Regions from separate parts of the Homo sapiens genome. Here region 1 is linked to region 2. The links are chromatin contacts, found by Hi-C or POLR2A ChIA-PET in ENCODE. All regions are on one chromosome and are shown on one strand. The core of a region is the stretch at or near the end of the contact, and the rest is flanking DNA. Distances in the headings are between cores, read along the strand shown. Region 1 holds the start of LINC01936 (long intergenic non-protein coding RNA 1936). Region 2 has its middle 44 kb from the start of LBH.

Region 1 (3,693 bases), core at 596-3,095, 72 kb after region 2:
ACAGGGCCTCTGCATCCTTGTACTGGTGGTGAGAATAATAACAATTTTTGGCCGGGTGCGGTGGCTCACGCCTGTAATCCCAGCACTTTGGGAAGCCGAGGCGGGTGGATCACGAGGTCAGGAGATCGAGACCATCCTGGCTAACACGGTGAAACCCCGTCTCTACTAAAAATACAAAAAATTAGCCGGGTGTGGTGGTGGGCGCCTGTGGTCCCAGCTACTCGGGAGGCTGAGGCAGGAGAATGGCGTGAACCCAGGAGGCAGAGGTTGCAGTGAGCCGAGATCGTGCCACTGCACTCCAGCCTGGGCGACACAACAAGACTCCATCTCAAAATAAATAAATAAATAAATAAAATAACAATTTTCATTTAATGACTTTGTTCTTCATTCCCCCTGCTCTTGGGGGAGAATCCTACAAGAGCAAAAAAAAAAAGTATAAAATACGAAAAACGGCTTTTTCCATGTATGTAAATGTGATCAATAAAATACTCTGAAGCATAAGAAAATAATATGTCAGGATAAAAATCTGTGAAGGAAGTAGGAATAGTAATAAGAGTTCCAGGAGATAAAAAGAAAGATGTAAAATTCCTGAATGCCAATCAGCTTTTTCATAAATTTTAAAATGGATGATAGGGGCTACCAAATTGTCGATGTTACATTCCACTGGATCCATTTTAAAGTGTGAAGTCACAGTAGGTTTTAAATATCAATATTTACAATAAGCCAGAAACCACAGTTTTTGCAGCTACTTAACTTTTGAACTTCATTTTTTAAATGTGCTGGGGGTAGACAGTGGATAGCTTTACAAAATTCTGTTAGGGGTACATACATAAACAAGTAAGGCATGGGCCCTACCTGTCTGACGACACTCTCTCTGCTTTTTCCACTTCTCTAAGTTGGCCTCTAAACAGCACCTTCTCAGCACTTGGGTAATAATGACATCAAAAAGCAATGAAGGCCAGGTGCGGTGGCTCCTGTCTGTAATCCCAGCACTTTGGGAAGCTGAGGCAGGTGGATCATTTGAGGTCAGGAGTTCGAGACCAGCCTGGCCAACATGGTGAAACCATGTCTCTACTAAAATTACAAAAAAAATGAGCTGGGAGTGACGCTGCATGCCTGTAATCCCAGCTACTCAGGAAGCTGAGGCATGAGAATCACTTGAACCCCCGGGGAGGCGGAGGTTGCAGTGAGCCAAGATCGCACCACTGCACTCCAGCCTGGGTGACAGAGCAAGACTCTGTCTTAAAAAAAAAAAAAAAAAAAAAAAAGCAAAGAAGAAGTAAGCAACTCCCCCTCCTCCCATATCCTAGGAAGTACAGAGAAAACTATTCTATATGGGTTGAGCCCCTATTATGGGGCAGGTCCTATTTGGGGCATTGAATTCATCTGTCTTTATTGCTCTAATAGGGACACTATCACTCCCATTTTACTGATGAGGAAATGGAGGCTCAGAGGAACACATAAGCTGTTTATGGACTTACAGCTGCTACAGCTTACAGCTGGTAAGCACCAGAGCCAGGATTCAGCCCAGCTCTGGCTTAATCCAAAGCCAGTGCTTCTCCATGATATCATCCATGCTGCCTCCAGAAATCAGAGCAGAATTAGGGGCCACCTTGGTTTTATTTTCTTTCTCTGATAAAAGTGAAGTAGGGCACAAGACCCTGCCCAGTTCTTTTCCTACAGGCCTTTGAACATTCCCCAGCAAAGTGAGAAGGGAAAGCTCAGGGCTACCTCCAGTGCTAGCGCAGAGGGCGGGAGTATCAGCTGGCTGGCTGGAGCTGGCCAAGCCCCTCCTCTCCTCCTCCTGCTTCCCCCTCCATCCAGGCTCCACCGGGAACCTGTCCCAGACGCCTACCCCGCCTGAGCCAGAGGAAGGGAGGAAAACAATAGCAAAAACCAGGACCCTTCGGACTTGCCGCTGAATGGGGATTTTCGTCGGATGTTGAGTTTACCTGGAATGCCCCGGTGTTATTTTGGGAAGGCAGACATCCCACGGAAACAATGAAGTGGAAAAGAAAACAGCTAAAGCAAAATCTAGAGCCCAGTTTTTGCCAAACCAGCCCCACGTGGGCTGGGCAGGCTCTGGAAGCCCAAGTCAGGCCGATGAAGAGCGGCTGAGGCCGTGGGGATCTGGTTTACCAGGAGGGCACATGGAGGATGCAAGAAAAGGAAGAGCCGTATTCAAGTCCCCACTTCAGTGATGAGGCAGAAAGACCCTGCGCCTGACCACGTGGGAACAGCCTGCAGTGAGCGGTGACGCCGCCTGGCTTGAGCTAAGTGCTGGGCTCCACCATTCATTGGCTGAGTGACCTTAGGCAAGTCACTTAACCTCTCAGAGCTTCCTTATCCTCATGTAGAAGATGGAGGTGGGGCGCGGTGGCTCACGCCTGTAATCCCAACACTTTGGGAGGCCGAGGCGGGTGGATCACCTGAGGTCAGGGGTTCAAGACCAGCCTGGGCAACATGGCAAAACCCCATCTCTACAAAAAATACAAAAATTAGCCCGACGTGATGGTGCGTGCCTGCAGTCCCAGCTACTTGGCAGGGCGAGGTGGGAGGATCACTTCAGCCGGGGAGGCAGAGGCTGCAGTGAGGCATGATTGCACCACTGCATTCCAGCCTGGTCAATAGAGCGGGACCCTGTCTCAAAAAAAAAAAAAAAAAAAAAAAAAGGCAGTGGGAGTGGGAGTGATTTGCTTTAAAGGAACAGAGGAAAGATAAAATATATCTCTATATAATTATATACATTATATATAATATATTTACATATTTTATATATATAAATATATATATATATGTCCTTAGATATAGGTGTATATTTTCATATATAATTGATGAGAATTATAGATTATAGAGAGCAGTCATCTGGGAAAAAGTTTACAAACTGCTATCAGGCACTGGAGAGAATTTACTCAGGAGAAAAGGCCTAGGGAAGAAGGAAAGAGATAAAGTCCACTGAGCTAGCAGGGGCTGAAAAGGGAGAAGATCCTTCGAAGCTCCCTGTGCATGGTTTGACTTTGGTTTGCAGCACCAGCTCCTCCCATGCATAATATTACATAGTATTCTGGCTCTCTATGGCCCCTGCAAGACATAATTTATTTTTAGGGATTTATTGAGAATCTGTTGAATGCATTGCACCACGCCAGCATGGCAGGGAATCAGGAGCTAAGTCAAAAGGGTCCCCAAGAGCTGCTTCCTGGCTGTCACCAAGTCCTCAAGCCGCTGAGCTCACCTTTTCCTTTAGCGTCCGGGTCAACTGCCTGGTGCTCTCTTCCCACTTGCAGTCAGAATTTCAAGCCTTTTTTCATCCTCCTGTTCCAACCCCTGGGAATTCTGCAGAGCAACATGTCTCCCAATCTCATTTCTTGTTTAGACTGGGAGAATTGTGATAGACACCCTCATAGATGTGTCCCCTGCAGATGTCGTCTGCTTTCCATGCGGCCTCATCCCACACATGATGTGTCCCTCTCCCCATACTCCCTAAAGAAGCACTGACCCGAGACAGCTGACGGAACCAACATTTACCCTTTGGTAGGAGCAGGGGATGACCGATGACTGTGAAGTACAGGAGAGGGAACAGTTCACACCACTGCCCTGTGCTTCCTTGGCCAATCCTCCTCAGGGACCTCCTCTGCCAGCCATTCTAGTGCTCCCGGTTCCACCCACTGCCATGTTGTCCACAGACACTGTCTC
Region 2 (3,652 bases), core at 25-2,524:
TTGTTGACTTGGGTGTGTCATTTACACACACATACCAAAATCTGGCTGAGTGAGGAGGAGTCATGGTCAACAAGGAGATTTTGCTGTCACTTGGGGCCAGCATTTTTGCACAGATGTGAAACAACAGCTTCATGGTCATAGTTTGTTCAAAAATGAATCACTTCATTTAGGAGAAGAGGTAGGAGGGTTCAGCGGTAACCCCCGACCCCTGCCCCACGGAAACACTGCACCTTGTCTGCCACCAGATGTGTGTGGTTCATTATCTGGTTTGGCCAATCTATATGTCCCCTGAAAACTAGGAATGATCACATCTTAAATTCACAGGAACAGTGGTTTTAAAGCAGTTTGGGGGTCTCAAAGATTCCCTTTGAGAATCTGATGGAAACTATGGATTTTCTCTCTGCAAATACCAACATAGGCTTACAAATTCCAGGGAGTCCATAGGCTCCCATGAGAGGCAGGGCATCCCCAAAACTCAGCTAGCACTAGACAGACTTTTTTTTTTTTTTTTTTTTTGAGACGGAGTCTCGCTCTCTTGCCCAGGCTGGAGGGCAATGGCGCGATCTCTGCTCACTGCAAGCTCTGCCTCCCTGGTTCACGCCATTCTCCTGCATCAGCCTCCCGAGTAGCTGGGACTACAGGCGTGCGCCACCTCACCCGGCTAATTTTTTGTATTTTTAGTAGAGGCGGGGTTTCACCATGTTAGCCAGGATGGTCTCGATCTCCTGACCTTGTGATCCGCCTGCCTTGGCCTCCCAAAGTGCTGGGATTACAGGCGTCAGCCACCGCACCCGGCCTGACAGACTTGTTACTGAAGAAACCCTGGAGTGAATTTGTTTATAAAGGGCCCTTTGGTCCCGGGGGTCCCCCCACCCCATCACCTCTTCTGTGGTTTTTTAAGACTTCATCTTTGAAAGTAGGATTTGCTCAGTGGAAAAAGAAGTAGCTCAGACACTGAGACCTACAGGTCCCTGTCCCAGGTCAAAATGAAGCTCCCCTTTCAGTTTATTCAGAGATCAGAACATTCTTTCCAAACCAGGAAATTGGATCAGGCCAACGTCAGTACAAAGTGCACTGTCAGGGCCTGGTGGGTAACTTGGCCTCTCGTGGGTCACTCCTTATGCTACCAATACCAGGACTATCTTAGATGTCTCGGCCAAAACCATAATCTCTGGCCCCCAAAGAGAATGCTGTCAGACAGCAAGGAATGACAGGTTTCCAGGAAGTGTACGCCCTGTGCCACCCAGAGCTTCAAGAATCTTGGCTATCGTCCATTCATCAACTTGGTCATCAAATCTGCAGGCCATAGTGGGTGGTGAGCAACAAGTCTGGGCTGGAGAAGGCTGTGTTTACATAGCAGTTTTATGCCTGCCAATCTGTCTGTGAACTTTGGAAGACTTATTCACCACAGCAATATGGTAATTGTCAATGGGGACAATAAAGATTTCTTACGTCTGTGTGCCTTTTTACCCTATATAAAGCGCTTATGCCGATAAGGCATTCTCTTTTTTTATTGTGGAAAATATACATACAATTTACCATTTTAACTATTTTTAAGTGTAAAATTTGGTGACATTAAGTACATTCACAACTTGTGCAACTGTCACCCCTATCCATTTTCAGAACTTTTGCATCATTCCAAACAGAAGCTCAATTACTTTCTGTTTCTCTGAATTTGCCTAACATAGGTAACTCACATATGTGAAATCATACAATATTTGGACTTTCGAGTACGGTTCATTTCATTTAGTGTAATGTGTTTGGGCTTATTCATGTTGTGGCATGTATCAGAATTTCATTCTTCCCTATGGCTGAATAATATTCCATTGTATGTAGAGATTACATTGTGTTTGTCTATTCGTCTGTCAATGGACATTTGGGTCATTTCCACCTTTTGGCTGTGGTGAATAGTGCTGCTGTGCACATTGGTGTCTGGTATCTGTCTGAGTTTCTACTTTTTATTCTTTTCAGTAGATATCTATGAGTGGAATTGCTGGATCTTGTGGTAATTTTATTATATTTTCTTTTTTTTTGTTTTTTGAGACAGAGTCTCGCTCTGTTGCCCAGGCTGGAGTGCAGTGGTGCGATCTTGGCTCACTGCAAGCTCTGCCTCCCGGGTTCACACCATTCTCCAGCCTCAGCCTCCCAAGTAGCTAGGACTACAGGTGCCCGCCACCATGCCCGGCTAATTTTTTGTATTTTTAGTAGAGATGGGGTTTCACCGTGTTAGCCAGGATGGTCTCAATCTCCTGACCTCATGATCCACCCGCCTCGGCCTCCCAAAGTGCTGGGATTATAGGCATGAGCCACCGTGCCTGGCCCAATTTTATTATATTTTCTTATTTATATGGTGATAAACAACTCCTACTTTATTATAACCATTTTAAACATAAAGAATTTGAAGCTCAGAAAAGTGCAGGAAATGAATTCCCTCAATGAAGTTTGCTAACTTAGAGATTCCTGTGCCCAGGGTTGGGACTAGGGTGAGGCAAGTGAAACACCTAGTGTGGAAACAACAGGAGGACTCCCTCTCAGGTTTGGGTGACCCCTTGCCATGGTGAATTTGTCTACCAGCTGCAGTAGCAGTGCCAGGACCCATGATAGTTTTAGAGCCTATGAAAATGTTTTAAGGTATTTTATAATCAGAAAAAAGAAATCAAATCCAGCTTGAATTATTTGTCTCTATATCAATGCAGTTCTAAAATATAATTTTGTGTGTGTATGTATAGGTATTTTTTAGATAGAGGAAGGAATCTACAAAGGCAAAAGTGCCTAGGGCCCCCAAAAGTCATAATGGTTTCTGCCCTGAAAATGAGCATCCTATGAAGAATGAGGTACCCAGGGCACATGATTTAAAGAGGCTTTCATTTTTAGGTTCCTGCAAGTACTGAGCCTGCACTGTCATGATCCCCAGAGTGAATGCCTCCTTAAATGCTATGAGCCAGGTGCCTGGCTTGCCTTACCCTAGGCCCAGCCCCACCTGCCTCCTTATCAGGCTGGACTGCTACTCCTGGCACACTGGGCAAAATCATCTTGGGCCACAGATTCCTCCCTTGGCAGCATGCTTTGCATGTCTAAGGCAAGGAGGCTAGGGGAAGTTCAGTTTAGTCATAAAAAAAGCTAGGTGTTTGCCCACTGGGGCGCCCAGGAGAGGCCTCAGTGAACCCCTCCCCAATCAGCCTGCAGTAGTAACACTTACACCACTCACGCCGTCTCATCGAGTTTGCCACATCTGTAGTTGTTCTTATTTTACTAGAAAGTCCTATTTGTAGTCATTCCCAAAGCATTAGCTAATTCTGCAACCCATCAGGATCAGATGAGGAAAGATTTCCTTTCTAAAGGTCTTCCTCTGGATTCAGAATCTTTCTTATATTTTCATCCCTTCAGAGCACCCTGCTCACCACCTCCTCTTGCTTCTCTGCACCCACAGACTTCACGGGGTGCAGTCCTTTCATATTCACTCCTGCAAGGAGATGGCATTTGGAGAGACAAGATATACTTTACTTACTAAATAATTCATTCAGCAAATCTTCATAGAGTACCTACTAAATGCTCAGGCGCTGGGATACAGACGTGCACAGAACAATCCAAAATCCCTGCCTTTGTGGAGCTTACATTCTAGGAGGGATTACATTGCTTACATTGCTGTCAC

Evidence for each region. A loop is a pair of places that touch in the nucleus more often than their neighbours do. ChIA-PET counts read pairs that join two places held with the same protein, here RNA polymerase II (POLR2A). Pooled maps may share reads with other maps.
Region 1: a map of ascending aorta shows a loop between it and region 2 (2.1-fold over the local background). The contact joins the promoter of LINC01936 here to the enhancer-like site in region 2. A Hi-C loop is called at or near these places in 13 of 168 maps with a recorded cell type or tissue (B cell, CD4-positive, alpha-beta T cell, CD4-positive, alpha-beta memory T cell and 7 more), 35 of 37 single-sample maps with no recorded cell type and 19 of 50 pooled maps. POLR2A ChIA-PET finds 5 or more read pairs at or near these places in 20 of 52 experiments (B cell, CD4-positive, alpha-beta T cell, CD4-positive, alpha-beta memory T cell and 14 more).

Annotation. Positions count from the first base shown.
Region 1 is chr2:30,344,801-30,348,493 of GRCh38, forward strand. LINC01936 (long intergenic non-protein coding RNA 1936) reads left to right here and starts at 1,846. Exons shown (of 2, transcript NR_122048.1): 1 at 1,846-2,315.
Region 2 is chr2:30,273,622-30,277,273 of GRCh38, forward strand. No RefSeq gene overlaps it. Among named protein-coding and RNA genes, the nearest start is that of LBH, 44 kb to the left of the region's middle. Within about 2 kb of position 1,275, at least 10 of the 41 ENCODE cell types and tissues checked have a DNase peak (open chromatin) inside an H3K27ac peak, as active enhancers do; they include ascending aorta, where a contact is called at or near this core.